Linked DNA regions of Homo sapiens: region 2 is linked to region 1. Evidence: chromatin loops called from intact Hi-C (ENCODE). Cell type or tissue: heart right ventricle. All regions are shown on one strand. Links, peaks and the distances in the headings refer to the core of each region. The heading gives the core; the rest is flanking DNA. Region 1 overlaps LOC124903719 (a long non-coding RNA gene). Region 2 overlaps ZFHX3 (zinc finger homeobox 3).

Evidence for each region. Peaks named below come from ENCODE experiments on the same cell type or tissue, not always from the same donor. Only the 100,000 strongest peaks of a DNase experiment are listed, where the experiment ranks them.
Region 2: it touches region 1 in a loop (4-fold over the local background); 2 of 110 quality-filtered maps call a loop at or near these places.

What each region holds. Positions count from the first base shown.
Region 1 is chr16:73,050,250-73,065,423 of GRCh38, reverse strand. LOC124903719 (a long non-coding RNA gene) reads right to left here. Exons shown (of 2, transcript XR_007065116.1): 2 at 14,636-15,174. It also overlaps a transcript of ZFHX3 not described here. Among named protein-coding and RNA genes, the nearest start is that of ZFHX3, 9.7 kb to the right of the region's middle. RefSeq lists enhancers at 351-972, 7,137-7,869, 9,709-10,221, 11,286-11,786, 11,787-12,287 and silencers at 6,547-6,656, 6,737-6,826, 6,907-7,126, 7,407-7,806. In heart right ventricle, for the core only: CTCF peaks have their summits at 7,027 (motif pointing left) and 7,730; DNase peaks (open chromatin) are centred at 6,053, 6,456, 7,052 and 9,673; H3K4me3 peaks cover 7,261 bases; H3K27ac peaks cover 8,000 bases; H3K27me3 peaks cover 1,145 bases.
Region 2 is chr16:72,887,905-72,903,078 of GRCh38, reverse strand. ZFHX3 (zinc finger homeobox 3) reads left to right here. Exons shown (of 10, transcript NM_006885.4): 4 at 13,117-13,348. Among named protein-coding and RNA genes, the nearest start is that of ZFHX3, 150 kb to the left of the region's middle. RefSeq lists an enhancer at 12,683-13,183. In heart right ventricle, for the core only: no CTCF peak of the experiment used is centred there; DNase peaks (open chromatin) are centred at 6,888, 8,033, 8,168 and 8,533; H3K4me3 peaks cover 314 bases; H3K27ac peaks cover 4,212 bases.

The sequences.
Region 1 (15,174 bases), core at 3,402-11,401:
GTTCCTTTTTACATTTCTCAGCAAAAAATAAAAGGGATGGGGGTGGTGGGTAAGAGGCACTCAATTCCCTGGCCATTAAATAAGCCATGCCTGCAAGAAATGCAAGCATGGGGTGGGGTGGGGGGATTGTTCAGCCGCGCATCCCTCCGTTATCGCACGCCTGCGTGTCTGCGTGTCAACAATGCACGTGCCACCGTGGGCACCGTCTCCCGGCGCTGGCCCAGGAGGGCTATGTGCAGATGGGAGCCAGGTCTCAGTTGCCCACTCACAGCCCTGCTCCCAAGCCCGCCGCCCGCCCATCGCAGGGTTTCCTTTTTTCCTGGCTCCGGCTGGCAAGCAAGAAGTCTCTACCATTCCCCCAAGTTATGCCCTTGGAAATCCCTAAAGCGAACACAGCCCGACCGAGGGTCTCTTGCCCTCAAGTTGTTCACTTTGTTGCGCTGTGATGAAGTTAGTTCTCTCTCTTCTTCACTCGCCCCAGGCTTTACATGTGGTGCAAACTTCTAGTACCTACCAGGTCACCAAAAGGGAAGTCAGGCGCTAGCCAGCGGTGCAGGCGGTGTGGAACCCGGGAGAGCCACCGGCTCCGCGCCTCCTGCCCCAAGGTTGGATTTCAGATTTCCATTGCAAAGAAGCTGAGGAAACTGGGAATCTGACTCAAACCCTGGAACTGACTAATTGCCCTGCATTTTCACAATGCGCCATGTATTCAAAATGAAGGGCAGGCTTTATCATTTGGAACTCTTTCAAGGATCCGGGCGCTCCAAGTTTGGGGCTCATTCTTTAAAGGTTTTACTTCTGAGAAACAGGAAAAAAGAAAGAATGAAACATACCCACAATCCATGTACTGGAGATGACACTCAAGAGTAGGTTGTGGTCTCTTTTGAATCGGGAGTTCAAAAGAAAAAAAAAAAAGGCTTGTTCCCTCCCCCTTGCCCCAGGGATGAAACCTCTCTAGATTTGAGCGGCCAATTTGGTTTGATTTCCGCGGTTTGGAGGCTCTGGCAGGGTTAGGGGCGGCAGGGCTCAGAAGACAGACCTCAGCTGCCTTCTAGACCAGCTGGTCTGCTCTTGGCCCTGGAAGCAGAAGCTAAAATCGGGGTGATTCACCCTCACCCTGGTAGCTGGAGTGAGAGTCAGGGGAGGGCGTCGCGGAACCTCCCTGGCCGCGCCCCACACTCCCTGTCCGTGTACTTCCCGGCTCATCTCCTTATCTTCTCACCGCACCCCCCACCTGCCTCCTGCCCCCCAGGGATCTAGTTCCCTTTTCTCTCTGTCATTTCGAGCCAGTTTTCTTTTCCCACCAAAAAACTCCTTTTTCTTGGAGTAACTTTCCGAAAGAGCTGTCGTCCTAAATGCCATCCTCGTGGAGTTGGATTTGGGAAGCTCGTTCTCAATTAAAGCGCCTTTTGTGGGCACGGTGCGCATCCCTACAGCCCCCAGAACGTCACCTGGGCGCGGGGACCCTCAACCTGGCGGGCCGGACACTGAACCATAACAAAAGGGGACTTCAGACCCTCTGCTCTTTTCCAGTGAAAAAACCCTAGAAACACATCTGAATTTGGTTTTTGGTTACCTTTCAGGTGTAAAAATTTATTTTGACCAAAGTATTCCCCAGTCCGCCTGAGTTGGGGGAAAGCAAGATCCTGAGAAAGAATACAGGCACAAAGCAAGAAGCTGCATGTAGTGGGCACCACTGTGTACATCCCCTCACGACTGTGGGGACTGTGACAGGAGTCTGAGGGTCTAGCACCAACATTCAAACGGCCTAGTCCTGCCAGGGGGACCCCTGGTTTTCGTAAACGGGGAGGGGGGGTGATTTTTACTCAGACTCAGCTACTCACTGTCTGGCGCATTGAGAGCAAACTTTTGAGATCTGGTGGTTGAGGCTCAGGGCACAGTGGCTTAACCTTAGGGCAGAGCCTTGGATGGAGCGATTCCGGACGCTCAGAAGAAGCGCACCCCGCATCTCTACCAGAAAAGGGAACTGTCCGATTTGTCTGGGGGTCAGGGAGTGGACCGGGGCGATGGGGGTGTCGGATGGATGGAGCCCACGTGCTGCGCCTGGCTGCCACTCTCTAGTTTCTCCCTCCCTATCTCATCTTCTGCCATTTCCAGAGGCAGGAGAAAGGTGATCTCGGACTTGACCCCTAAATCACAGCTGCCGGTGGCTGCACCTCGCTCCAGGATGAGAGCAGCCCCTTCCCCGGGCTCGGGCAGCTTAACCCTTTCCTCCCCGCGCGCGCAGAGGCCGCCGGTGGCGGCGCCTCTGACCCCGGCACTGCGAGCAGCCCGCCTCCTCCGCGCGGCACCTTGGATCCCGTGCAGAGACCACAAAAGGACGAGGCTGCCGGGCGCTGCAAGCCTGGGGCACGGGCCGGCTGGCCCGGAGCGCTGCCGAGGAGCCCGAAGAAGAGCCGGAGTTAGCGGAACGAAGAGGGATGTTTAGATCATGTTAACTACCCAGACAGATGCACTTCGGCATGTCTGCATTTATGGAATCCATATGTTGTGGCAAATGAAAGGACTGCAACACGTACATACAATAGACTTAGAATAACAATACACATTCGAAAAGGGACTCGCACATTCTTCACCCTCCAACCCCTTCCTTAGATCTAGCTCTGGAGTTGTACGGAGAGGCGTCCTTTCAACCTCTCCTGCCTCCACACGGGGTTTTCTTTTTTCTTCCTTTTTTTTTTTTGCTTCTGTGTCCCCAATCTCCCTGCAGAAGAAAACCCAGGGCCCAGAGCTAGGCTTTTTCCAAGTGAGATCTCCTAAGACCCCTTCATCCTCCTTGCCCCTTAAGATGGCCCATTGCCTCTTTAGCCTTTGGACCAAATAATAGCTGCTCACATTGCAACCCCATATTCTGATAATTGCAGGGAAGCAGATTCTTACTCAAATTCACCATTCACATCTTCATCATTAAATCAACCTTTTTATGTTATATTTGCAAAGAAGTGGCTTCAAACAGATCTGGAAACACAAGCCCCCAGTGAGCGAGCACTCACACAGCTCTGCCCAGTACCTGAATTTATGTACACCTTGTATATCTGTGTGCACAGATATATTCACATACTCACACAAATGCAAAGACATCTGAAGTCATTCAAATGTATATTTATGTACCCCTTTATGCATATATTTTTGTGTTTTTATATCTATATCCATTTGAGTGAGAGCTAGAGAAATGTACACAGCAATGCAATATTTAGCCTACATTCCACTTTCCCTCCTAATGTAAATGTCTTAAAAACAGGTTGGTCTAAAATTTTCTGCCCTCTTGCCAGCTAAATGAAAGATTTAGATTCTGAATTTCTTGTTTCCTTTTTTTTTTCTCATTTTGTACGTAAAATAATCCATATAGATGCTGGATTATCGTCTAAGCATTATTCAATCATACAAGCTTGGTACCTCTCCTCCTTATAACGAATTCACTCAGTAAAATTAGCATAAGTATTTACCAGATTAAGCTGACATTTTCCTATATTGTAACATGAAATACATTTATATCCAGAATTTCCTCCAAATAGCTTATACTAAAGGAAATACTGACTTCCTCCGCACCGTTTTATATAAGAAACAAGCTGCAAGTTCACTTCTAGTACTATTTACATTTTAAAAGAAAATAAATACATAGTATTTAAGTGATTTTTCAAGATCTACAAAGAGGAATTTAATTCTACCACATCTTTAAAAAAATAAACAGCTTTATGAAGATTCGTGAAGACAGATAAAAAGGAAGTGAATATATTCCTGAGGGTCTGAACAATTTTCCTTACCTGATGTATTATGGAAAAATTCAGAATTTACCAGTCTTCCTTCAGTCAGCTACATTTTACACTGACCTGCCCTTTGGACTGAAAGGGAAAAAAAAAAGATTAACTGTTGCCATTGAAAAATTTAAAATAATAATCAGAAACCGGACAAACTGAAGGTAAAAATATACAATGGCTACAATAAAGATAAATATTTATTTAATCACAGTAGAGGTTGTGTTTGGACTGTAGGAATGTTTCATCCTTCCCTTAAAAAAAAAAAAAAAAAAAGGCAAGAAAGAAAAAAGCTAGAATCTTTGCAGGCTCCTAGAGAGTTCCCCATTGTCCAGGGCTATCGAGAGCCCAGAATGGCATTAACCTCACAAAAGACACATTGTGCAGGGGACAAAAAAAAGCCCCTTCTTCTACAATAACTTTTAGCTTTTTTATTTTTAGAAAATGACAAAGGTTTTGCAAGCACTGACTGGTGAAACCTGTAGCAAGCCAGGCTGGACTTGGCTTTATTGATCAGCTGTCCTGCATGGAAAAGCAGCCAGAAAAAGTTTGAATGGCAACCCAGATTTGGCTCACAGAGAGGAAACCCCTGATTTTTCTAAATGTATTTTCTTCCCCCGCCCCCCGTAAATAAAATAGCATTATTCCCAGAGTGAATTCAGAAGGATTAGATGAGGTAACCCTGCAAAATCCTAAACCGGTTTTTTTCTCTCTAGTCTTGACTAAGAAGCTGCATGTTCTTAAGAGCATTGGAAAATCTCTCAAAATGAAGAATTACTTTCTAATCAAACAGATTTCCTGATTAATTCCCAAATTCCTTCTAAAATAAATAATCTGGTAGGCTAGGGCAACATTTTTTCCCAAGAAAAATAAGTTTTAGCAAGCTATCTGGTGTTACAGGGTTTACTAATAATGCCTTCAAAAACATAAATGTTGTTTTTACATTTGCAGATTACTTAAAGTGCTGATTGCATTTTATTTTATTCCAGACATTGTAATTTCAATGGTATTAGTTCATATTTAGAACTTACATAAATACAACTTGTCATTTTTAAAAAATCTATTGCAGTAGCAGTGACGCTGAGGCTAGGATTTGAAAGGGGGGGGAAGAGACAGAGAAGAGGGGGGAGAGAGAGAGAGAGAGACAGACAGACACTGACTCTTGTTCTTCCTGCGTTTGTTTGCTTGCTTTTTGGAGGTACCGTGCACCAGCCTAAGTGATGGCTTTGATGTACTGGGAATCGGTACAGTAGTAGGGTCCCTCGCTGCTGTCTTTGATTCCAGGGATCTCCTTTGGGCTCTAGTGGGATGTACCGCTCCTAGTCTTTATCTGAAATCCATCCTCTCATTTCAAGCCCTTTGGCTTCGTGACTGTGCTCCAAACTCTTGGAGGTAGCTGTAAGGCTTTTTTTTTTTTTTTTTTTGGCATTAGGGAAGGGGTATGTAATTTCCCCTTTCTACACCCTAGGCCTTTCCTCTATATTTAAATATATTGGCTTTCTCTCTTATGAATTCAGTCTGAAATTATTTTTCACTGCCTTTATTACATCCCTGCTTTTGATGGCAAAATAGCTTCCTGTGTTTTGAAAACATCTGCTTTCCAGGTTTCACACGAGAAAATTGATTTTACTTTTCTCTTAAGTCCAGAAAGGTAGAAAGTTGGACTTGTTTCCAAGTGCAACTTTTCCTTTTCTTGTCTTTCCTGAAGTTATCCCCTTTCAGTTCTGATTCACTTTCTCCCTTTTATTTCTTCTAATCACCCCTCCTCTCTTCCTCTCTCCTTCTAAAGAACCAGAGAAGACCGATTGCGTCTTATTTCAGAACACAAAATTAACATATATTTTTTGTCTAGTCTATGGTATGTGTTAAAGTTTTCTCCATATTTTCTTCATTCGTCCTCTGATTTGGGGGGAGGTAATTTTCCTTCAGTTAAAAAATCTCAGATTTGCAATTTAAAGTGGTCTCTATTCGAAGTCTCTGCTCTTTCACTTAAACCTTTACTCTAAGCTGTCCCCCTCCACTAATGCCCCCATTCTTTGGAGATGCTCTTTTCCTAGTTAATTTAAACATTGCTGCGTTTGCTTAGAGAGAGAGAGAGAGAGAGAGAGAGAGAGAGAGAGAGAAAGGGGAAAATAATAAGAAAGAAAAGAGAAGGGGGGGAAGAAGAAAGGAAAAAAAAAATCTTAAAAAGATTCTTAGCCAGGTTCCTATTGTTGCTCCTATGCATTCCACTTCTCGGTGTGTGTGTGCGTGTGTGTGTGTGTGTGTGTGTGTGCGCGCGCTCGTGTGTGTGTCGTGTGTGTGTGTGTGTGTGTTTTTAATACATGCATAAACTTTTGGAGCCTCTCTCCCTCTTCTAGGCTCTTCTCCCATCCTCTCTTCCTGCTCTCCTTGCCCTGCTCATCACTTTCCCCTGTTTTTTTTTTTTTTTCCTCCCTTCCTCCCCTCTGCCTCCCTCCACCTCCCCCTTTTCTTTTTTGCTGAATCTTATTGATCCAGAAGGTGGCTAATTAGCCCTTCCCGTCGTGCCTGGGTAATGAAGCACATGCGCACTGAATTAATCACAGCCATTTTTTGCAGGAAACTAATTAGCAGAATAAAGATCCAAAGACTTTTTTTTCTTTTCACTCATCAGCTCCCACTTCCAGCGCGTCCCCTCCGACCGCTGCAGCCGCCACCGCCGCCGCCTCCTCCTCCTCCTCCTCCCGGCCGCAGCCGCCGCCGCCGCCTGCTTTGCATCCCAATTACAGCCTAGAGCCGCTGCCGCCGCCGCCGCCGCTTCTCTTCCGTGGCCCCTGCCCGCTCCGGGGGCTGTAAACTCCCCGCCAACCATGCTGCTCGGCGGCAGCGGCGGCGGCGGCTCCGGCTCCCCGGCTGCGGCCGCCTCCCGCCCCGGGCTCCGCCGAGCGCGCTCCAGCTCCGCCGCCGCCGCCGCCGCCGCCGCCGCCGCCAGCAGCGCGTCCTCCGCCGCCGCCGACCCCCGCCAGCCGCCGCTGCTGCCTTGATGGGCTCCGCGGCCCGAGCGCCTCTTTTCGGGATTAAAAGCGCCGCCAGCTCCCGCCGCCGCCGCCGTCGCCAGCAGCGCCGCTGCAGCCGCCGCCGCCGGAGAAGCAACCGCGTAAGTGGCAACTTTTCCCTCTTTTTTTTTTCCCGCCGCCGCCGCCGCCTGCTCCTCCTCCTCCTCCCGCCGCCACCGCCCGGACGCGGGGCTCCTCGGGGCGCCCGGGCTGCTTTGCATGGGGCTCGTCCTGCCCCCTCCCGGCTCTCGCGCCCGGCCGCCGCCGCCCGCGCTCCCCGCGCCCGCGCCCTGCTCGCTCGCTGCGTCCCGCTCGCCTTCCCCCTACGCCAAACTTTCTCTTTCTCTTCTTCTTCCTCCTCCTCCCGCCGCTGCCGCCGCCGCCGCCGCCGAGCCCGGGCCGCCCCCTCCTCCCCGGCCCCGCGCCGCCGCCGCCGGCCGCCGGCGACCCCCGGGAGGGTGGAGGCGCCCGGGGCGAGGCCCGCGCGGCGAGTTTGGAGGCGCCGCCAGGCAGGGCCGGCCGGGGCGCGGGCCGAGGGCGGGAGGGCGGCCGGGGTACCAGCTCGGAGACAAAGGCGGCGGCCGGCGGTGGGGGGAGTATGGGGGGGTCCGCGGTGCCGAGTGCCCCCGCCCCCGCCGCTCCCGGCCCCCAACTTTGCCCCACCCCGAGAGGCGCCGGGGCCCCGGGCTGAGCAGCCGCGCGGGGCGCGCACCCGGCCCGGAGCAGTCGCCGCGGTCGCAGCCACTGCTGCTGCCGCGGCCGCCACCGCTGGCCGGGCGAGCGCCTTCCGCGCTGGGGCTCGACTTGCCGGCGACGCGGGAGCCCGTTCGGAGCCACGGGGTCCCGGAGGGGGCGAGGCGGCCGCGCGATCCTCTACCTGTGCGCTCTCCGCCCTGCCCCACTGGCAGCGCCGCGAGCGCCCAGAGGGGACTCTGCCCTGGACACTAGGGGCTCCCGGGGGCTCGGGGCTGCGCCGCTGGCCAGGGCCAGACCTCGCCCGGCCGGCCTTCTTCCGCCAGCTGAGCTCAGAGACATCCGAGGATGCCTTTTTTCTTTTTCTTTTCTTTCTTCTTCTTCTTCTTTTTTTTTTTTTTTGCTCTCGCGAATCTGGGATTGTTTACGTTGGGTTCCCCACTCTCACCCCTCGCCCGGCTCCACTCGATGCAAAAACCGTGTTCCTGAATTTTACATTATGCATTTTAATGTCCGTCTTTTTGCATATCTATTGGAGAGTAGATCTAAGTGTATTTCATGCAGTGTATATAATTAAGTTGTGTATGGACTCAGTACTCGGAGGGTTCTTGTATAACTATTGAATTAAAATATGTATATATCACTTTGCGAGTGAAGCTGTTGCTCAGAATCTGACTTTTGTTCAATGTTGTGCTATTCTTTGGACTGTGGCAAATTCTTTGATTACAAGCGCTTTCAAAAGGCACCCAGTCTTAACTTTTCCCCCTTGTTGCTTTCAAGTAGGGTAAATATGACAATTTTTATTGGTCTCAATTATTGAAACTTGATCTAAGCACTGTATGGACGGAGCATGCTGATTGCCTTTTTCTGGCCTCCAGTTCTAGTGACTTTTAAAAGGCAGTTTGTTAAGTACCTTTGAAGAATATGACAGACGGTGATCGCTTGGCTGTAATGCAAATTACAGAACATAAATTCACTTTGGAATTTAAAAAAGACTCGAGCCCTTTCAGTGGGGACAATTGAGGATTTATTATGTTTTTTAAAAAATTACTTTTTTTCCTCCCTACTTTGGGAGAATAGCTAGTTGCAGACCAACTTATTTGGAGGTCCTCCGAAAGAGGCTTGGGCAGTGGGCGAGGGGAGAAGATTGATCACAATCTGCATAATCAATAGGGCAGCGTGCTGCAATCGTGTACCTACATTTACTGTAAATTTCTACAATATCTGCAGCGTGGGTGCTCCAGCGCCTTGCTTGGCTTCTTAGAGAGGATTTAGAGGGAGAACAACCAGAATTTACTGCCCTGCCCTCCGGAACAATATAGGGAAGTCCACTCCATAGTAGCTCATTCTAAAACTCCATTTTGCTGAAGTTGTTTTTTTTTCCAAATCTGTTTACATGTGGGGGTTTCAGGAGCTGAACCCCCAAAGTGTAGACATCCTGTGGGTTGAGGGGAGTGGGGGGTATTCAGGAGACCTAGGGGTTGGGAGTTTGCTTCTTGAATGGGCACTTGGGGGGCCCTCTTCTTATCTTACAATGTTAGGTTTGTTGTTTTTTTTTTAACTAGTGCAGGTATATTAGAGATAGGAAAATAAAAGAGAATATACTAGAGATTGACGCAGTGTCAAAAGTATGAGTTGCTGTGTGTGTATGAGAAGAGAGATAGAATACAGACACAGTCAGTCTTGAAAGCTTGGTGGTAGGTGAATCCATATTTGGAGATGATTTTGAAATAGTCTAGCAAATGGTGTACGAAGAGGATTTCGTAAAAAGTGTACACGGAGTCAGTTTTGAAAAGACTGCGGTTTGGGAAGATGAGGTGTGGGCAGGAAAACCTACTCTAGGCCAGCAGCCTTCCTCTGTCTGTGTGTCTCCCTTCCCCCTCCTCGGGTTTTAGTTTTTAATTACTTAATGCTGAAACGCACAGGGCTTATATAAATATTTGCAAATGCTCTTTCCTATTGATTTCTCTGAATAAACTGCCCTGCTCCGGTCCAGAGAGGAGGCGATTCAGATCTGTGGACTTTTTAAACATACAAAGTCTCTGGAGGAGTGGTGTTCTCTGCGTGTGTGTGTGTGTGTGTGTGTGTGTAGAGTTGTAGGTATGAGGATTTGGGGGGCCCGCAAAGAGAGTTCAGGCTCTCAGTGGTGTGGGCCAAGAAAACTGGGGTGGAGCTGGTCCCATGGCCTGGCAGTCCTGACGTGTGTGTGTGTGTATGTGTGTGTGTGTGTGTGTGTGTGCGCGCGCGCGCGCGCGCGCGTACGTCTGCACCGTGTGGGTGTCTTCACTGGGGGAGTCTGGATGCATATGCACTTACTTCCCCCACCCCTATTAAATATGGAGCAGCTTTTCAGGACTCTGTGACTGCCTTCTCCTCAGGGTCACATTGAGTTTGAATCTGACCCAAGGTGCAGGAATCCTGCAATGGGGAAATAAAAGAATATACAGAACGGGGTCAGGTCAGCTGCTCAGAGGCCAAAACCCCTACAGCTGCTTTGATTTTATTTTTTGGTGTATATTTTAGGCTCCTCCTGCCATTGTACAAATTGTGCCTCCCCCTTTCAGGTGTTTGGTCTGTGGTTTAAAGGCACCAGAGCCTATGCCTGCATAGACATAGGCTCCCAGCAACAACAGAAAACCCACAATACCGAATCCAAAACAAAACCCGGGAGGAGGGGGAGAAAAAAACCCTATTGAGTTCAGGCAAATAAGGTTGGGTCTCTAGATCCGGTTACAAAGCAGCTTTGAATATGCAAGACAGTGCACAAGACCAGTTATTCCAGTTACAACAAACTATTAAAAAAAAAAAGAGAGAGAAAAGAAAAGGCATGTTTAGGTCGTAATTTGTTAGTACAAGGAAAAGAATCCCACATAAAGCTGCCTTTTTTTTTTTTCTCTCCCTTTGCTGGCTTCACACAGAATTCACTCACCCCTTTCCAATTCGTCTGCTGTATAGGTTCTTTTATTAAAATCTTTTGGGTTTAGGAAGATGGCTGCAAGCAACACATTTTCTGTATTTTTTTCCCCTTTATCTTAGAGAGAGAGAGTTGGCAGGGGTTCTGTGGTTTGCAGTTACACAATATGTTATCATGTTTTTAATCACTAAATCATTGCAGTGGTTATAGATTTACAGTCTTGGGGTATTACAGAGAGGAGCAACGGCGGCTATATATATGCCTTTAAATTACACCAATGTAAACTGAGTGCGGCAGCTGTGAATATGGTCGGCAGACATCTATTCCCTCCCCCACCAAGTTCTTTCTCCCTCTGTGATTTTTCTCCCAAATTTCTTGGTTTGCTTAAAATAAGCTACCCCTCTCTTCCCCTGTATTGTCTCTTCGCCACCTCTTCCAAAAAAATTAATTTTCATTTTAGACCTTTAACCCCAGAAAAGCTAGAATTCAAACTCTTGAGCTATAAACTTCGGATGAGAGTATAATAACAATAATAATGAAAAGTGTGGATTTCCTAAAAAAAAAAAAAAAAAAAAAAAAAATCCTCCTGGTTTCCATACCGACCTCCTGTATCGGGATGGAGGGTTGATTGCACGTCAGAAAGTAGGGGGGCGGGTGTGGGGGAGGGGAACCGGGCTGGTGGCGCTCGCCTGCCTGGAACCTCGAATGTCCTGTCCCCTGCGAGCCCACTTTCAGCTTCTGTTTTTCATATTATTATGTAACAGAATCCTTGGCAGCATTAAAAATTCAGTATTACAAGCTGATTGTAATGCTACCTCATTAGACAACACTGTCTGGCCTTGTATTAAGTGAAACGTGGAGCATGGCTTTTAGATTATAAACACCAATAAATATTAAGGATCAGCAGAGGGGGCAGTAGTAACTGGGTTTTGGGCTCCTTCTGGTTTTATCACTCCTCCCCCCAGCCCCCCAGATCATCTTCCCTTCAGCCCCTTTCCTCCCCCCTCCCTCCATGGTAACTGTCATGCGTTTTCTTGTGGGGCTGCTGATGTGTCGACCCTGGTGACATTTTAGGAAGGCTTTTTATAGAGTTTTCTTGTGTACACAAAAGGTTTGGAAGTTTGTTTTGTTTTGATCTGCAGTAAACAGGTCCTTCACTTTGCTGACGTCATTTCCGTTCATATTTGAGTTGTTGATTGTGCTTCTTTGCAGGGCCCTCTTATCCCTACCCCCGCCTTGCCTTTCAGCTCAGAGCCTGTGGCTGCCTGGGGAAGGGGGAGTGTGCTCCTAAGCTGCCAGGTCTGGGTTCAAAGGCTGAGGGTCGCGTGGCTGTGCCTCGTCCTAGGGTTTGCCCGCTGGGGAAGATGCTTCCAGCTTCAAATCTGGTTAAACACTCCGACATCCACTCGCCCTGGTATTTTCATGGCACGCAGTGATTCATCTCAGCTTCCTTTCTTTGTAACACCTCCCCCCACTTTGCCCCTGCCACACCTTGTCTGTGTCTTTAATACATCCTTATTGTCCACTTCTCCATGCCCCCACCCACCGAAAAACCTTGTAATGACGACTCGGAGACTTTGATTCAGTTGCAAATCTGAAGCTGGCATTAGTGGACCTCATGCTGTGAAAAAAAGAAAGTGTTTCAAGGCCTTGCCCCCGCAGCCTCCCCACCACCGCCTTCCATCCCTGTTGGGTTGTTTGTGCATGTGTGTTTCTCCCCGTTTCCTGCCTTTTCGTAGATATAAAGGCCGTTCTGGTGTCACTAAAAATGACTATAGTGTCCAGTGTCTCTTATTTCCATGTGATCTACAATTGGAACCCCCCTCCAAAAAAGAAAAGAAAAGCAGGATGAGGAAAGGAAAGAGGAAAATCTGACTGCATAGGCCCCAAAGGCTTTCCTCTAATAGAATGATGGGTTTTAGGTTAAAAAAAAAATTATTGTTTTGTTCTTTTAGGTTTAGAAATAATAGGGAGAGAGGGAAAAAGCAGTCATTAGGAAGTTCCCTGAGCCGCTTTCCAAGTAAGACGGGTGAAAAATGAACCAGCATTGACACTTGGCTCCATGTGAAAGCCCCTGTCACCTCTCCCCCCTTCCGTGGCCCTGGCCTTTTGTTTCTGGAGAACGGAGCTAAGGTACTTTTTCTCCCAGACCAAAGGCAGCAGGGAAGGAGTCCCCTTGTGTACGCATCGCCTTTAGATGGCCTTCTCATGGTTATTGTCAATGCAGACTTCCCCACACAATTGCTCCGGGGAGACAGAAAAGCAAAAACATTTGTCCTATTTTTTTAACCTCTTTGTTTTAGACTTCTTTTTTTCATCCATTCTTTAAATTTCACAGTTTCTATTTGTCTGCAGAGAGACAAACGAAACAGCATGAAGCACGTTTTTACCGTAGGCCTCACTGGCGATTGGAACAGCCTCAATAGAAATCCAAATTCTAAAACACTGGCTGACTTGGAGGATATGTGAATTTTTCAGCTCGGGGGCTCTGAAGTCAGATTAGCACAGATTTTTGAACCCAAATGCCCTAAAATGAAAAGATAGGAAAATAGGATTCTAGAATTATTTGGGGGAAAGCGTGAAAAAGGTCATCTTTTGTCTATCTTCCTGCCTTGTGCCCCATCCTTAGAAGCTTAATAGGGGAGAACTGCAAACCTCAATGAATTCTTCATTAAAAAAAAAAAATAAACTCCAACCCTGGTTGTTGTACTTTCGATATAGCATTTAATGGATCGTTTTAACTCACGTGTGAAAGTGCTTTTGGTACATACTATGGAATGGATACCGTGTTGGGATTTTTTTTTTTAAATCTACAATTTGTATAAACAGGCAGTATCCCATCGCCCATTTCTTTTCCTCTTCTGTTTCCCTTTTCCTTTCTTCTCCTTCCAACCTGCTTCCCCTCCAAGAATTCAGTGGTTAGCATCAGACCGACTGTAAAGGGATGTGTCAGACGGTGGGAATGGCCTATGAACAAAATAGGAGCCCACCTCTTTTTACTTGGCCCCAAACAAAGCGCCTCTCTCTCCTGTAATGTATGGACCCAGATTGCGATGCTGTCCTTAAGCATCTGTCCGCCTTTTCATTAAAATTCTCAATTTCAAGGTTTAGAAACACAAATGTAAGAATCCCCCTGTGTTTAAAAGTCTTGCATGGCAAATTCCCTTTGCCCTTTCAGAAATAATATTTTTGTTTAAAAAAGAAGGAGCGAGAAAGAGAGAGAGAGCTCTTTACCTAACATGTAAAGCTGTTTTAAGGCAACTTCTGTATTTTGGCTTTCTTAAAACTTGGGGCTTTGTAACTTAAAATTAATTTAGAAAAACTCTCCGAAATCACAGCTTTTAAAAAATGGTTACTCATTTGTATCTTTGTTGTGGGATATCATTGACAGATTTAGCACCTGAGCTGGGGAGGGTGGGTAAGGAAATTAGATAATGTTCCACCTACGATTTGGGGGTAAAAATTAATCTATGGAATTAGCACTGTAGGGATGGATGGAGGCCTTGAGGCTTCAGCAGAAAAATGTGAATCAAAACATCTGTGTGCAGGCCTTGGCACACCAGCTTCCAATGGTTATGAAGGCAAATGTGAGCTGTTCTGAGGAACTTCTGCATTCTGTTCCATACCCAGGAGGGCTCGGCCACCCAGCGGGTACCAGGCCCCTAAATATAACTGCCTCAAAATCATGGGGTGAACTCAGGCCAATTCAGCTCCAAATGGTTCCTTGTTTATTTCAGGAACGTTTGTTTTTGTTTCTTGCCCTCTTCTGGATTTTTCTTTGTTAAAGCCTCCGGGTTATTTAAGCACTAGTTTTAAAAATCAATGTATACGTATAATTTAATAAAAATAGAAGAACCCGGAAGGGTGCACAAATCTGTCTAAACCCGCTGTACTGTGAAAAGAGAGCCCAGGTTACGCTGGAAGTCAGAATGCTGACATCCACTGTATCTTAGAGATCATATTTACCTTTGCAAAAGTGGAAGGATACAGCATTAGTAAGTGTGTATGTGTAGAGAAAGAGAGAGACAAGCAGGTTTGGCTCGGTAGAATCATTGTAATTTACCAGCCAGCTCAGCGTTAGGGGGCAGGCCTCTGGCTTGGAGAGTGGGTAAGGGGAGGAGTAGGGAAGGGGTTAGCGCTCCCTGATTTATTTTTAAATATTTATCCTTTCGGCTGTTGCCAATTACGCTTTCCAGATGAGACGAGACTGGGTATGGAGAACTGCGAGGGAAGAATTGCCTTTTCTGAGAGTGGGTTTATTTGTCAGCAGTGTTCAGGATGGAGCGATGAGAATGTCAGGCTGTCACTGCTGGGTAGGCCATGGGTTTAACATCAGGCAGCTGCCCTCCGAAGAGCCAGGGCTTCCAGAGCTGGAGGATAGAATTTGCAAGGAGTATTTCAGAGGAACTCCTGATTTCATATGTAAGTGCAGAAGTTGCCAATTCCCTCTGAAGAGGTATTGTTTTTATGAATAAGGAAAATGAGTTTTAGTAGAGGTGACACCCAGCTTGTGTGTAGTCCCTCATTTCCATAATGTACAGAGGCCATAGATCACCTGCCTGTGGATTACCTGTTAAATTTTTGCCTGGAACAAAGGCAGGCTTGACTAGGCCTCATCATGTGTGTAGCTGGTGCCAGATAAAGAAAAGGAACTCAGGGTCACTCTCAGTTCTACTTGTCAGGCCTCTCAAGTGCAGGAGGCAGGTTGCAGGGTCTGCCTCTTGGGACAGTGGCAGTATTAGGGCAGATCCCGTCCGGGCCTTCTGCCCAGGCA
Region 2 (15,174 bases), core at 4,303-12,302, 160 kb after region 1:
ATAGAGCCCTCTCTGGTTATCCTGGTGAGAATTCAGACTCCTGCAGTACCGGGCTGGGTGCAGTTGCATTCAAGACTCCTGACTTCCCACATCCTCATCTGGAAGGAATAACCATTCTCAAGACCAAGACTTGGCCTCAGAAACTTGGACATCAGCCTCAGAGTGGCGGTTTTTGTTCCTGTCCAACTTTAGCCCCCGGCTGGCCTGCGCGACTGTCAGACTTTGAGGTTCAGCCTTGTCCTCCATCTCTCTGGCTGTTTGGTGCTAAGGCCCGTCCATGAAAGGCTCCTCAGCCCCCCGTCAGCCCCTTTGTGCTCTGAAAACGGTGTCTCAAAAATGAGGGTGCTCATATTCAGGGACAGCTTGAGATCCTCTACCCCAGGGGATGCCCATAGGTCTTTGCGCTCAGGCCCATTGGAATGATTAATTGGTGTCCTCCACTCTGCTGGACAATTAAGGAAAGCAGGAAAAGGAGGGAAAAGTCTTCAGTGAGACCTAATTTGGTACCATGTTGTTTTCTGTTAATCTATTTTGTTTTCTGTCCGTCTGTCCCCAGGGACGGGTGCCTTGCTGCTTGCTGAAGCATGCATAACTAATGTCCTCATTAAGGGCTGATCTGTTTATCAGGGCCATGCGAGGAAGCCAGCCTGCCAAACCCAGGCGCAAGCTGGGGGCTGTTACCTCCCTCTGGGCCTCAGCCCCACCTCATTAAGCTGGTCCGGGCTATTGATTGGGAGCCTGTGTTTGGAAGAGTCTTACTTACTCCATGCATTATCTTGACAGATTGATCAGACCTGATTGAGAACCTCTTAAAGGAACGAACAGCTGTAATGGGAAAGTTGGACTCTGTCATCCGTTAGGATGATTCTGGGAGCAAGAAGAACAAGGCTGACATCTTGGAGCAATTGTATTTACAATTAACATGGTTGAAAACGATTGCCTCTATTGATCCCCCCTTCCTGCAATTACAGCCCCATTGTTTACATTCCAGCACTTCAGTTATAAAAAGGAAATTCAATAATTATTGCATTATTTAAAGTTAAAGTGCCACAGAGTTTGCTGGCTGCGCTTGCTGGTTGATTTAACGTTCAGTAAAATCCATGCTGAGCTCTCCATCTTGAGGCGGAACAATATCGGCTTTTAATGAGACTTAAAAAGGGGGTGGGGGAAGGAGGGCAGAACCCAGTGCATGGGGTGTTTGTCTGGGTTATTTATGGGGGAACCCAAAAGCAGAGCTGGGAAATGAGCAGTGTCATCGTTTGCAGAACTGTGGCCCTCTCGCCACGTGGCCGTCCGTTCTGCATACAGCCATCTCCTGGCCTCTTGAAGCAGACTCTTCTGTCCTTCCTCAAAGAACCATCTTTCTCATTTCACTGTTGGTCCCTTGCTTCCCTCCGACAAGTCTGTCTCTTTCAACCTTCCAGAAAACAAATGGAATTTAAGGAGAAAAAGTGAAATGTCTGCATCAGCCAGAGTGATCGACGCCAGAAGTGTTGATTTAGAGGGAGTTTTTCTGCCTCGCCCCGTCACTTTCTCATTCTCTCTTTTAAGAGAAGAATAAAATAAAAAATCAAGCCCCTTGTACGAGGCAGAAGGCAGCCTTGTGGGTGCTGCTTACCTCCTGCTTGTGTTGCGCCGGCTGCCCTGTCTTCTCTCATTATGAAGGTGATGAATGTATTTGTCAGCAAATAGTAGGAACTCAAGAGGAGCCTCTGGGTTTGAGCACCAAATTCATGCTCTGCAGCAACAACCAGAAAGTTGAAGAGCATGGGAGGAGTTTTAAAGAGCATTTTCCTCTCGCATTTGGTTGAAATTCTTCTGTAGGCTCGGTTCCAGCAAGACATCTGGGCAGGTGCACTCAGCGGGCTGCAGAGCAAGGGAGGAAAAAATGATGCCTCATGCTTTCCCATCAAGAGCCACGCTGCCAGCGACAGCCCTGGGAAATTTTCGAGTGCAGGTGTGAAAGGGGAGAGGAAGATGAATAGAGCCAATTCTGACTTTTATGAAGTATCTGGAGCAGGCCAGTAGCAGGCAGCTGCTTCCGTGTGACTTTTTCATTAAGGAGGTGAATTCTTGTGTGCAGGCATTGCATGATTTATCAAGTGCAGTTTGCTAGAATTTAAGATACTCTTTGGGAAAAGCCAAGTGCAGAGATTTTTGGTCTTGGAAATTTTCCTCCCTGCAACAGAACATCTCCAGGTATTCCGACTTGGGTCCTTTTTCCGTGGCCATTGCTGTCCTGGCCAGAGCATCGGTTCTCAAAGTGTGGTCCCAGATCGGCGTCATGATGACCTGGGAGACTGTTAGAAATGCAGATTCTTGGGGCTCACTCCAGACCCTCTGAATCAGAAACCCTTGGGATGGCCCCAGCGATCTAGGGCGTAGCATGCCTCCCAGGTGCTTCCGATGCACGCTCAAGTTAGAGAACCACTGAGCTGGAACACCAGTGGCATCATCCATCACCAAGCCCACCTGGCTGTACGTGCCCATCAGAAGCGACGAAGCAACATCTGGACTTACAGTAGAAAGACCATCACTGTCTCAAATATTTGGGTAGTTCTTCACATGTTCCGAAGGATTTTCACATATGTGGAAGTTTTCTCATGCGGTTTTTAAAATTGCTTTGTGTAAGACAGGGCAAGTAAAATATCTCCAGGTTATAGATGAAGTAGCACACCCGTTTTGACCAGTAGACACGTGTTTTTTTCTGCTGGATTGACTGTCATGGGATTGGAGATACAAATAAGCAAATTCTTGAGTGGATTTGGAGAATCGGGGAAGTGTCTTCCAGGCATTTCAGCCGAACTCTCCTCCCTTCCCTGCTCCTCACCCAGGATATTGGCAGACATGAGAAAGAACGTGGTCCTTGCATTTTATTACATTGGTGCCCTGATGGGCAAACAGACCCAGTAAACACTTCTTGTTTTTTTTTTTTTTTTTTTGGCAAGGGCATGGGCTTAAGCTTTGGATCTGGGCTCTGCCTACACCAACAGCCTGACTTTGGCAAGTTTTGCACTTCTTGTAAGGGTGAAGGCAGCCCTGTGTGTGTTCAGTATCCTCTGTCCATGTCATAATTCCTATATATCAGTTTCTTTATTGTCAACCAAGGATTGCCTTTTGGAGCCTGGGGAGGAGTGAGGGTTGGTTGTAAGGAGAGAAATAACAAATAGGTATGTTCAGTAGATGTTCGTTTCCATCCCTAATCCTGAAGATTAACTGATGAAAAATAACATTAGTAATAGCCTCATTTATTATGAAGGCTAACCGTGTATCAGACACATTTTATATGAATTATCCCATTGAATCCTCCCAGCAGTGAAATGAGGCTCTGTTATTGTCCCTGTTTTGCACACAAGGAAACCGAGACCCAACAGTGTATGTGACTTGCCCTACGTGGCACAGCTAGTGAGATTCAGAGTGAGGGTTTTCAACTGGGCTGCTTAATCTAGAGTGCCCCACAAACCATCATTATTGGCAACAGTTTGACGTGGAGTTGGATGAGCACAAGCTAGAGTAATGTGTATATGGCGGTGTATTAGTTCGTTCTCACGCTATTAATAAAGACATACCCGAGACTGGGTGATTTTTAAAGGAAAGAGGTTTAATTGACTCACCATTCAGCATGGCTGGGGAGGCCTCAGAAAACTTACAATCATGATGGAAAGGGGAGCAAACATGTCCTTTTTCACATGGCAGCAGGAAGAGAAGTGCAGAGTGAAGGAGTGGGGAAGCCCTTTATAAAACCATCAGATCTCATGAGAACTCGCTGTCACAAGAACAGCAGCAGGGGTAACTGCACCCATGATTCAGTTACCTCCCACCAGATCCCTACCATGATACATGGGGATTATGGGGACTACACTTCAAGATGAGATTTGCGTGGGGACACAGCCAAACTATATCAGGAGGCTTTTATTTTTGTATGGGGACCTAAATTTGGGAAAGCTGGAAAATAGTGCTAGGGAAGAAGTACATCTTACAAATGAAGAAAGTTGCTGTTCCTGATATGATATCCTAGTGAAGAGGTGATTGTCAGATTCTGGAAGCTCTAGGTTGTTTCTGGAGAGTAGTTTGAGGTTAGCTTGGTGGGACCCACTTTGTTGTTTTATCCACCTACATACCCCCCTCAGCTTCTGAGCTCTGTGCACACTCACTCAGCCATTGTGGAAACCAGTCCTCATTTTGCTTGTGACATTATGATCTGGTAGGCCCCTTCCTCAGGGTCCTACCATGAAATAAGGAAGATGTAGGGGGTGTTCATTCACCATCATATGCATGCATAGCATTTACTATGGGCGAAGCACCTACACACACTTTTTTTTTTTTTTTTTTGAGACAGGGTTAATAATTTGCTCCCATAATGGTAAAAATGCATGCCTGATAAATTTCCTCCCCATGTATAAACAGTGGCTCCACACTCCTTTGTGGAGTTCTCCTAGCAGAGGGAAGTGAAATCTGTTTACATGGAGGCGTCGACATTCCACAAGGATCCATGTTTGTGTTTTTCCAGGAAAGAGTCAAAGCCAAGGCAGGTACAACCTATAGACAGCTATAGACTTAGTTATTTTCCTTCTAGAACTTAACTGTTTTTCTCAAGGCCACTAATGTTGAGAATTTTGAATCAGGAAATGTGATTCGTGCAAGGGAAAAGATAGAGGAACGGGAAGTCTCCGCTCTGGCCTTGGATACGGAGAGTGAGCAATCATGGCTTGTTCCACGGCCTAAGGAGCCTGGCCTAGAAACCAGAAACTAGGTCAGAGCAACCCAAATGGATTGATCTAAGGGAACATTTTTACTTCCTTTTACTTTTTTCTTATAAATCATGGTTGGGGCTTCTATCTTATGGTGTCTGCAGGGATCCTACAATGAAATAGAACTAAATTAGCATGCGTCAAGGACGAGAGCTTGAGCAGATAAAAAGCCAGCATTGAACAGAATATACATATATATTTAGGTTGACCTTCCAGGAGTCTTCCTAAAAATGTGACATTACATTTGGAACTATAACGCGATCTGACTGATTAAAAAATTAACCTCCCCCACTCCTGGTTGCGTTACCCCTGGAAGGATTTTCTTTTTAATTTTAGGCATTCAAGGTGAACACCTGGGTCTGCAGAGTCTCATGTTCCAGAACCCCCTGCAGTCTGTGCAGCGTAGCTTGGCGGCTGTGGACTTGGTACTTGGACTCAAGTCTCAGGCTCTGGTCCTGTTTCCTCCATGCTCTGTGTGACCTTGCAGGAGTCATGTGGCTTCTTTGAGCTTTGGGCTCCTCCAAGGATGAAAACCAAATGTGACCCACCTCATGGGGTTGTAATGTGAAAATTTAAAAGTGTGTGTAGGCTGGGTGCGGTGACTTACATCTATAATCCTAGCACTTTGGGAGGCTGAAGTGGGAGGATTCTTTGAGCCCAGGAGTTTGAGACCAGCCTGGGCAAATTGGTCAGACTCTGTCTCTACAAAAAATTTAAAAATTAGCCAGGCATGATGGCACGCACCTATAGTCCCAGCTACTCAGGAAGCTGAGGTGGGAGGATCACCTCAGCCTGGGGAGGTTGAGGCTGTAGTAAGCCATGATCGCACCACTGCACTCCATCCTGGATGATAGAGTGAGACCCTTTCTCAGACAAAAAAGAAAAAAAGTATGTGTGTAGATGCCGCACCCACAGTAAATGCTCTGCATGCATATGATGGTGAATGAACACCCGCTATGTCTTCCTACTTCATCTTATCAAGTTGAGGAATTAGCAGACTTACTGGTCCCCATCTTCTCCCCATCCCTCTCACCAGGTTTGTTAGTGAGATTACATAGTCCTCTCCCTGAAGCGAGAAGCTGAAGCTGTTGCGTGCTGTGGTTGCTGTCTTTCCCTGGACAGGGGTGCTGTAACGGGCAGCTTCTTCCATCATGGGGCCTCCAGTTCAATGGACTGAGAAGAGTTACAGACAGGCTCTCCTGCCTGCCTTTGGCCTGACAGGTGTCTCAGGGGTTTTCTGGGACATTCCACCATGGGGTTTCTCCTCTGCTGGGCAGGAAGCACCTCGCATCTCCTGGAATAGCCCCCTGGCTCAGAGGGGCTGCTCTGGAAATGGAGTTGCCGTGTGTGCCTGTGTGCACAGCACAGTGTGCCGAGAGGGCGGCCACGGGTGTGTCTGTAGTAACAGGTGGTACTCCTGAGGAAGCTTTGTTTGTGAATTGTGCATGTTTGTGTGTGTGTGTCAGAATGTACTTTGTCTGTTTCTACTTTAAAGGGCAGGCTTTGACAAAACCTGATCAATATTTTGCATTCCATGCATGAGGAACCAGATGTTAGAAGTTTCCTATCGTTGGGGAGGAGGAGGGAGCTGGGGCCCCTCCAGATTTATAGAAATCAATGTTCTCTGACAGAAGTTGGTTAGTTTTCCCTGGGAAACAAGTAACAGGAACACGTTTTTTTGATTTTCACGATGCATTATTTTCTAACAAGAGCCCTCTTTTCGTCTCTTTGACTTTCAGTGTTTGACGAGGCTGAACAAGCACAACATACTAATGGGGTAGAATCCCACAAAGTCGCACAGCGGAGCCTCTGTTGTCTCCCTTCTTTTAAAATGATTAGTTTGCTTTTTGTGCTTGGTGTTACGCGCCAGCCCCTTTATCCGAGGTGCCTCTGGTTGCAGGGAGGGCTTTGCTGTGTTCTTCTCAGTGAGCCAGACCTAGAAGGGAAGGCACAGAGACAGATGGGGGCCGTGAGATGTTTTCGTGTCAGAAGCATTGGAGTGTCCCCCTTCCAGCGAAACTGAGACGGGATGAACATTTTAAAACATGAGTAGCCCTAATAGGATTAGGAAGAGGTGCAAGAAAAGGTCTCTTTGACTGACGTGAGTGAGCCCTCGTATGAACCCTGGCTTCGTTTCCAGCCGTAGCTGTTGACCCCCGAACGTGTGCCAAATTTCCAGTTAATCCAGATGAGGACAGTCTGTTATCCGCTGCACAGCATTTGGAGGACTTGGAGATCGTTGGGTTCTTTTTCTGCTCCCATTTATGACTCAAACTAGATACTTCCTTCCTTCATCATACTTCTCCAAGATTTCAGAAAGTAAATTCAATTGCCAAGCATAGATGTTTCTTTCTGTGAAAGCTACAGTACCTTTGCAGTTCTTATGATCCAGTCTTTTGCAGGTGCTATCTGTCTGTTTTTACCTATCTATCCGTCTATCTATCTATCTATCTAGTCTAATCTACCTATCTGTTTATCTATGTAGTCTGTCTAATCTATTTACTGAGACAGGGTCTCACTCTGTGAGCCAGGGTGGAGTACGCTGGTGTGATCATACCTCCCTTCAGCCTCCACCTCCTGGGATCAAGTGATCCTCCTGCCTCAGCCTCCCAAGTAGTTAAGACTACAGGCATGTGCCACCACACTTGGCTAATTTTTTATTTCTTTTTATAGAGACGGGGTCTCACCATGTTGCCCAGGCTGCTCTTGAACTCCTAAGCTCAAGTGATCCTCCTTCCTTGGCCTCCCAGTGTTGGGATTACAGGCGTGAGCCACCACGCCTGGCCTCCAGGTGCTTTCTAAACAAGCAAGTGAGTTGGAGTGGGAGTGATCAAGGAAAAGTATAGTCAGATTTAAGGTTATAGGGAGAGGTTGGCCCAACCAAGTGAGTTTGGGTAGACCTGAGTTCTCACTCTTTTTTGGTTAGCTAGGATGACCTCAAGATACTGGTTGGTCTCGCTTTCTCATTAGTAATTTGTGGGGAGATACTGGATTTTCTTGAGTTAGCTAGGAGGCCCCTGTGTTTTATAGTATTCCGGGAAGTATATTCTCAAAACAGTATTCAAGCCAAAGGGGGAATGCCCTCATTATACCCTTCCTTATTTTCTTAGAGTTGCTGCTGACACTGCCTGCATCACCTGCAGGTTAAGTCCCTGGGGTTGGGCATAGTGTGTGTGCATGTGTGTGCTCACATGTGTGTGCGCGTGCATGCAGTGTCTCGTGTTGTAGACACTTAGACTCAAACCGAAACAAACCCCCGCCAAATGGGCTCACCAGCTGGTTTTCTTTGGGTCCCCGGTTGGCATGCATCCCAGCACACTGCCCACAGTTGGAGCTGTTGTTTTGTTTTCTTTTTAAAATTACACTCCTGACCCAACAAAGGAGAGTAGGTAGGAATTGTGAGCACAGAGTAAAGAAAATGGAAAAAGTAAAAACAGAACCCGGTTGCCCTCCTCCCCAGCGGGTGACTCTGTGATAGAGGCGGAAGGGGTTGGGGAATTCAGGATTTGCGTGGGAGAAAAATTTCCTGCCTGGCGAGGAGAGCAAGAACTCTGAAAGCAGGCAGCTCCTTTCTTGAGTGCACCACTGGGATTTGTGCCTTGGTGGATTCTTCATATATTACAGTGAATTTAATTAAATACATTGTGATCCCAATTGAGGGTATTCTAATTAGCTGGGTCAGGAACAAATTATTCTCCCTCCTCCTCCAAATGAAAACATCCACTCCCTTCTGCGGGGAAGGCATGTTCTTGGCTGACTGACTGGCCCCGTGGAGTGCTCATGGGCCTCTTAGCACACTCCCTACCACTGCTTTTTATTAGGCAGGTTCCAAGGGTGGGATTCTGGGGATGAGGCCAGTGCCACTTGGGAGGAAGGGAGAGAGGATCTGACCAACAGGGTCGCGGGTTGAGCCGCTCAGGGCCTAGGAAATGGCCGAATGATGTGGAGAAGGTCACAGAGGTCAGGACCTTGCTGCTAGCTTTGGGTCTCTGTTTACTTCCAGTTGGACAACTTAAGAAATAACGAGACACTTGGAAAATCTGGGGAGAGCAGGACTTGTCACATGCAGGTAGACATAGTAGACCCAAGCAGAAGTTTGGGTTGGGATGTTAGGTTTATGCACAGCTGTTTCCTGGCAACCAAGATATAGTTTATTCTGGATTTTTTTTTTTTTTTTTTGAGACAGAGTTTTGCTCTGTCGCCCAGGCTGGAGTGCAGTGGCACTATTGTGGCTCACTGCAACCTCTGCCTCCCAGGTTCAAGCGATTTTCCTGCCTCAGCCTCCCAAGTAGCTGGGACTACAGGCACCCACCATTATGCCTGGCTAATTTTTGTATTTTTATAGAGACGGGGTTTCATCATGTTGGCCAGGCTGGTTTTGAACTCCTGACCTCAGGTGATGTGCCCACCTCAGCCTCCCAAAGTCCTGGGTTTACAGGTGTGAGCCACTGCATCCGGCCTATTCTGGATTTTTTTAAGTGTTTTGGAGAATAAACTTGGAATACAAAGCAAGCTTGGAATTTTGAATGAATCTTTCATGAATTTTCTAGGAGAGAACCCTAGGTGTTCACTGGACCAGGTTAGGTGGGAGCAGCCGTGGCTTCATTTTCTTGTTTCCTCTTATTCTTTTCTCCACTATTTGTAATGCATGCCCAGTTTCTTGCTAAAATGGCTCTCAAAGTGGCAGACAGAATAATTCATGGCAGTGTAAGAGATTGTAGTTTACCAACATGAGCTAGAGTGTGGAGTGGATTTTAGAATATCTTTTATCATATCCATTTTTTAAAGTGTGAGTACCCGGTATGATGTTTATTTCAATCCAGGGTTTATACGGTCCTATGACCCAAGAGCCCATGGATTTGGACATTTGACATCGCATTTCCATCCAACTCTTCTGGCCATGTTATTCCTCTCTTGTGGCTCAGAGATTGAAGACTCCAGCCATTTGGAATAGAACTCTCACACATCCATATTCAAATTTGATGTTTGAAATTCAGTGCCTTATTGTGAGGAAATCCTGTTTCATAGGGAGGTAGTGGGGGGATTGGAGGTAAGGCTTTAGTGATTCTTGGTCTGATTTCATAGTTTATTCTACCTCCAAAATCTCTTGATGGAACGTATTTCTTTGAATTTCATGGTTATTGTCTCTGCCATCTTTTATTCACTCAGTTTTAGTTGAAGCTTTAATGAATATCATTCTTTTGGTCCTGGTGACCTAAGACAGCAGTTCTTGGCTCCCTTACAGGTTTCCAGCTCCTCGGTTTTAGGACAAACTCTTGCTGCCTGGAATATCCTGGTCCTGTTTCTGGCTTCTGAGTTCTGAGGGGCCTCGGGGAGTAGTTGGGGGAAGGGACGTGGGCTAGCTCATCTTCTCCCTTCACTTCTGCCTTCCTTCTCCCCAGGATTGTAACCTCCAGAAAGCACTGCCTCAGTGCATCCCATCCTCCCAACATCCTCTGAAAGGAACCTCATCACAGAGAAGGCAGTGAGGTTAAATCATTTTTTAAAAGCAGCTCAGAGGTCAGGTGCGGTGGCTCACGCCTATAATCCCAGCTACTTTAGGAGACTGAGGCGGGTGGATCGCTTGAAGTCAGGAGTTCGAGACCAGCCTGGCCAACATGGTGAAACCCTGTCTCTACTAAAAATACAAAAATTAGCTAGGTGTGGTGGCTTATGCCTGTAGTCCCAGCTACTCAAGAGGCTGAGGCAGGAGAATTGCTTGAATCCAGGAGGCAGAGGTTGCAATGAGCCAAGATTAAGCCTTTGCACTCCAGCATGGGCAACAGAGTGAGACCCTGTCTCAAAAAAAAAAAAAAACCAATAAATAAAAAGTAAACAAAAAGCAGCTCAAATTTATCTCCAGAAAAGTAGCTTTTTATCACCAGTTGTAATTTTTCTAATAGGTAACATTGCACTCACTGGTTCTTCCAATACTTTCTGGTTGTAGAAATTTTGCTTTGTCCAAGGTGCTGCATATGAGTGTGTGAATCACCCATTTTGGGGGCAGAAGGGATTGTTCTTTCTTGGTGCCTGTGAAGCTCATCCCATTCTTACGTACAAGTTGGCAAGATTTCCTGTGGGATACTTTAGCCAGTTTATGTCATTGAGGGCTTCAACCCCCCTCCCATGAGTTTTCTGTGACACTTAGTTGGTGCATTTATGTTTCTTCTTCCAGCAAAGTACAAACATGCTTCTGGATTTTTCACACGTGATCAGTGAACACAGGACGTGTGCATGTCAGTACGTGAGCGTCAGGGCAGTGTCCCTTGATAGGAAGCACTCACAGGGCCACTCTGGTATTTTCAGGATTGCGTGGAGTGCAGGGCATTCTAACCATTCTAGCTTGTCAGTGTCTTGCATTCTAAGCTGGACAAGGATGAGACATCCAAGCAGGACTAGAAACCATTATCCTGGCATAAACATCAGACAGAAGCAGTGTGGGTCAGAAAGGAGACAAGCAACGTGGGCAGTTCTGAGACGTTTGTTGTGTGCCTGCCATGGCTCCATGGGCCAGGCTTGGCTGACTGGGCTGGGGGTTGGGGACAGGTGGTGAGGAGAAAAAAGGAAGGACACGTAATCACAGGAGCACATAAAGCACTCACATGACCTGAATTTCCTCCTTCAAAAGGATGCTGGGTACATGGCTGGAGGAGACAAGCCTCAGCTTCTACATCTCTCTCTCCCCCTAACTAACTGGGTTACCTTGGGTCAGTCATTTAAGCTTTTGGGGAGTGTTTCCCTTGCTTCATGTGTACCCAGTGGAAGAATTCCCTCTTCCCCTAAAGTGAATCATTGGAATGAAGGAGATGGCCTTTCTACACCAGGTGCACATTCATTCTCTGTTAGTCAAAAAGGGTCCATAGCTATCATTACATTCCCAGGAGACTCAGAAACATTGTGAGTTTTGTTGTTGGGTCGTCTTTAAGTCTTCCTAGCCACAGAAGCCTGGGGTCTGCCACCTGTCTGCATCATGACCTCTTCTGTTCTGATACCCCAGACATGAATCCTGTCTGTGCCTGCCTCCTGGAGGCTCTTAGGCTGCCATGCTCTGGGATCAATACTGTGTCTACTAAGTACAACAGAGGACGTAATTTGGACCATCTGACCATCTGATACACCAACTGACCAATGATATTGGCCAATGATAAGCCAGGGGACTTTGAGATATTGACAGGGAACTAGTCTGGAGAAATTTATTTTTCTGGCATTTTTTAATCTAGGTGAAAACCTAATTTGGGGTTCTCCCAGTAGACTGTGGTTTTAAATACAAACACTGGAGTTGTCTTGTGAAAAAGCCAGATACCAGCTCCGGCTCCATGTTCCTGACCTAGGGTGCCATACAGGCAGGATGACCAGAGGCTATTACCTGAAGCAGGGGTTGGCTTAACTTTTCCTGTCATAATTTAGCACATTTCTATAGTAATAATCTAGACTTTGTGGACTATACCATCTCTGTCATAACTGTTCAACTCTGATGTTTCAAAAACATCCATAGACAGTATGTAAATCAATGGACGTGGCTGTGTTCCAATAAAACTTTATTTACAAAAACAGGCAGTGGGTTGAATTTGGCCCGTGGGCCATAGTTTGCCAACCCCTGATCTAACAAGAGCAGGACACTTTAGAGAATAAAAGGGGAAACCTTTAACCTTGTGCCAGGAAAGCCGGTGTTGCACTGGGAGGGCCCATGTGATCAGGATTATCAACATTCTGAAAAGCCACATGGCTGGGGCCATTTGGGGGAGATAGGAATGGGTATCAGCTTGCTGTGTTTTTTCAAAGAACTGCTAGAGAAGGGTGCTGGGTACTCTGGGGGAAAAAAAAAAAAAAACCCTCTAAGGAATCTCACAGTTGAAGACCTCATTAGTCCATTACCGTGCTGCTACTAAGAACTGCCTAGGACTGGGTAATTTACAAAGGAAAGAAATTGACTCACAGTTCTGCAGGGGTGGGGAGGCCTCAGGAAACTTACAATAATGGCAGAAAGGGAAGCAGGCATGTCTTTCTTCACATGGCAGCAGGAAGGAGAAGTGCTGAGTGAAGTAGGGAAAAGCCCCTTATAAAACTATCAGATCTCATGAGAACTCAGTATCACAAGAACAGCATGGGGGAACCACCCCCATATTCTAATCACCTCCCACAAGGTCCTATCCCCAACACGTGGGGATTACAGTTCAGATTAGAATTCAAGATGAGATTTTGGGCGGGGACACAGCCAAACCATATCAAAGACTGTCCTGTTTGGCTGTGGAGATGTGTCCCCTGGAGGCATGCCTCTGGCTGTGACCAGGATGGTGTGGGCTGATGCCAGTGGCCGCTTCGAGTGGCTTACCCAAGGCATGTCTTTCTCTTTTGTTACTTGCAGCACCTGCAGCAGCATGAGAGTGGTGTAGAAGGTGAGAGCTGCTACTACCACTGCGTTCTGTGCAACTACTCCACCAAGGCCAAGCTCAACCTCATCCAGCATGTGCGCTCCATGAAGCACCAGCGAAGCGAGAGCCTGCGAAAGCTGCAGCGGCTGCAGAAGGGCCTTCCAGAGGAGGACGAGGACCTGGGGCAGATCTTCACCATCCGCAGGTGCCCCTCCACGGACCCAGGTGAGTGGTCTCACAGGCATGGGAGGCCCAGGTTGGGCCTGGGTGTTCACCTCCTTGAGACCTCCAGAGGACTTCTGTTTGAGGGAGACGTTACTGATCCAGCTGGTCCTCATGTTCCTTACTGACTTCACAGGTGAGCATTGTGTTTTGGAAGGAACATGCAGGGATTGTTGCCTGCCCGCCTTTCTGTCTTTTTTTCTTTTCTTTTCTTTCTTCTTCTTCTTCTTTTTTTTTTTTTTTTTTAAAGGAAATTGGCAGCACTTTTCTTGGAGCAAGGCTCAGTCTTAGGGAAGTCACAAGCTACTACCCAGGGAGCAGGCCAACAGAAGATACTCTCCTCTATTCTAAGATTCCTCCAGTACATACTTTAGATTCAATTTATTGGTTCAAATTGACAAAGCAGATGCTACATCGTGTGTCCTGCCCAGTATTAAGAGTAGTCAATTTGTGGCCTCAAAGTCTGGTCTGTAAAACTGAACTTTAGAGAGGAATAAAATAAGTGCTTGTTATAAAAATTTCAGTTGTATTTGGGAGTGATTCTGGGTGTTTCTTGGGTCCATGCTGCTTGCTGCTTCAATGCGTCGAGACCTGCTAGTGGGAGCTTGCCTCGTTTCTACCTCCCCATGTCATCTCCCTGCAGCCACCTTTTTCCCCACCTCCCTCCCTCCCTCCACCCATGACTCCGCCTTCCATAGGGACTTCATTGGGTAGAATCACCTCCTCTTTTCTATTTTTTCAATTTTCCAGTCTCTTGCTCTCCACTTAGACACACAAGACAGTCACTTACCTCTTTAGAAACCAAAACTTTCCAAGAAAAGCTCTCCTTTCATCCTAGGCCCCACACTGTCTCTACAACAGAATCTTCCAGATTCTTGAGAGAACCCTGTGAACTGCTCACCTCTATTCCATGTCTCAACCTCCTACAACCCATTTCCTCTGTCACCAAGCCACTCTTGGGAGGGCGCTGCTGATCTTTGATTGACACAGCCCAGGACCTGCTGGGCCTGACTGTTTTCTTTCTGCAATGTTTGAAATTGTTGCCCAGCCCTTTCTTGAAGCTCCCTTCCCCTTCCCTTGCCTTCCCTTGGCTTCCGGGGTGTTTTTCTCTTGTCCTCTGACTTCCCTTGATAGTTCTGCAAGCCTGACTCTGGCTGGTGGTTCTCAGCCTGCCCCATGTCCCTGGGCACAGGGCACTGTGGCCTGGTCCTCGGCTCCCAGCCTCTTGAGCTTTTGTGTCCTGGTGCTGCCAAATGCCTTTGTACAGCTTCCTGGACACCACTGGTCCCACCTCCCAGATGCTGAGCTTCGTGGACATCTCATTGGTCCCACCTCTTGGGCACCTGGCTCACCACTTTCTCTGCCACACTTCTTTTTCTTCTTAATGGCAGCTTGTCTAACGGCCTGGCCAAGCCAGAGACCCAAGGCCACTCCTGATCCTACAGTCTCCTGCAGTGCCTTCTCAGCCATTCAGCCATCATGGATGTGTGCAGTTTTAACCTTAATATAATCAAATTACACATTTTTATATTTTTTAAAGGCAAAAAGTTACATAAACTTTATGGAGAAGAGCATGGCCCTCTCCCACCCCCTTTTCCAGGGGATCAGCTTTCAACTTTCAGATATTTCTTTTGTTACTTATTTCCATGTTTCTTCTCATACTTCTACGACTGTTTCTTGTTTTTAAGTTTTAGATGTTACCTCTTGGCTTTCTACCTGGGCAGATGAGAATTTCACCAGTGTGCTGTTCCACAAACCCACCCGTGTACACACCTACACCCATACCCCAACCACAGACTCACGCAGACGGCACACACACCAGCCCGATA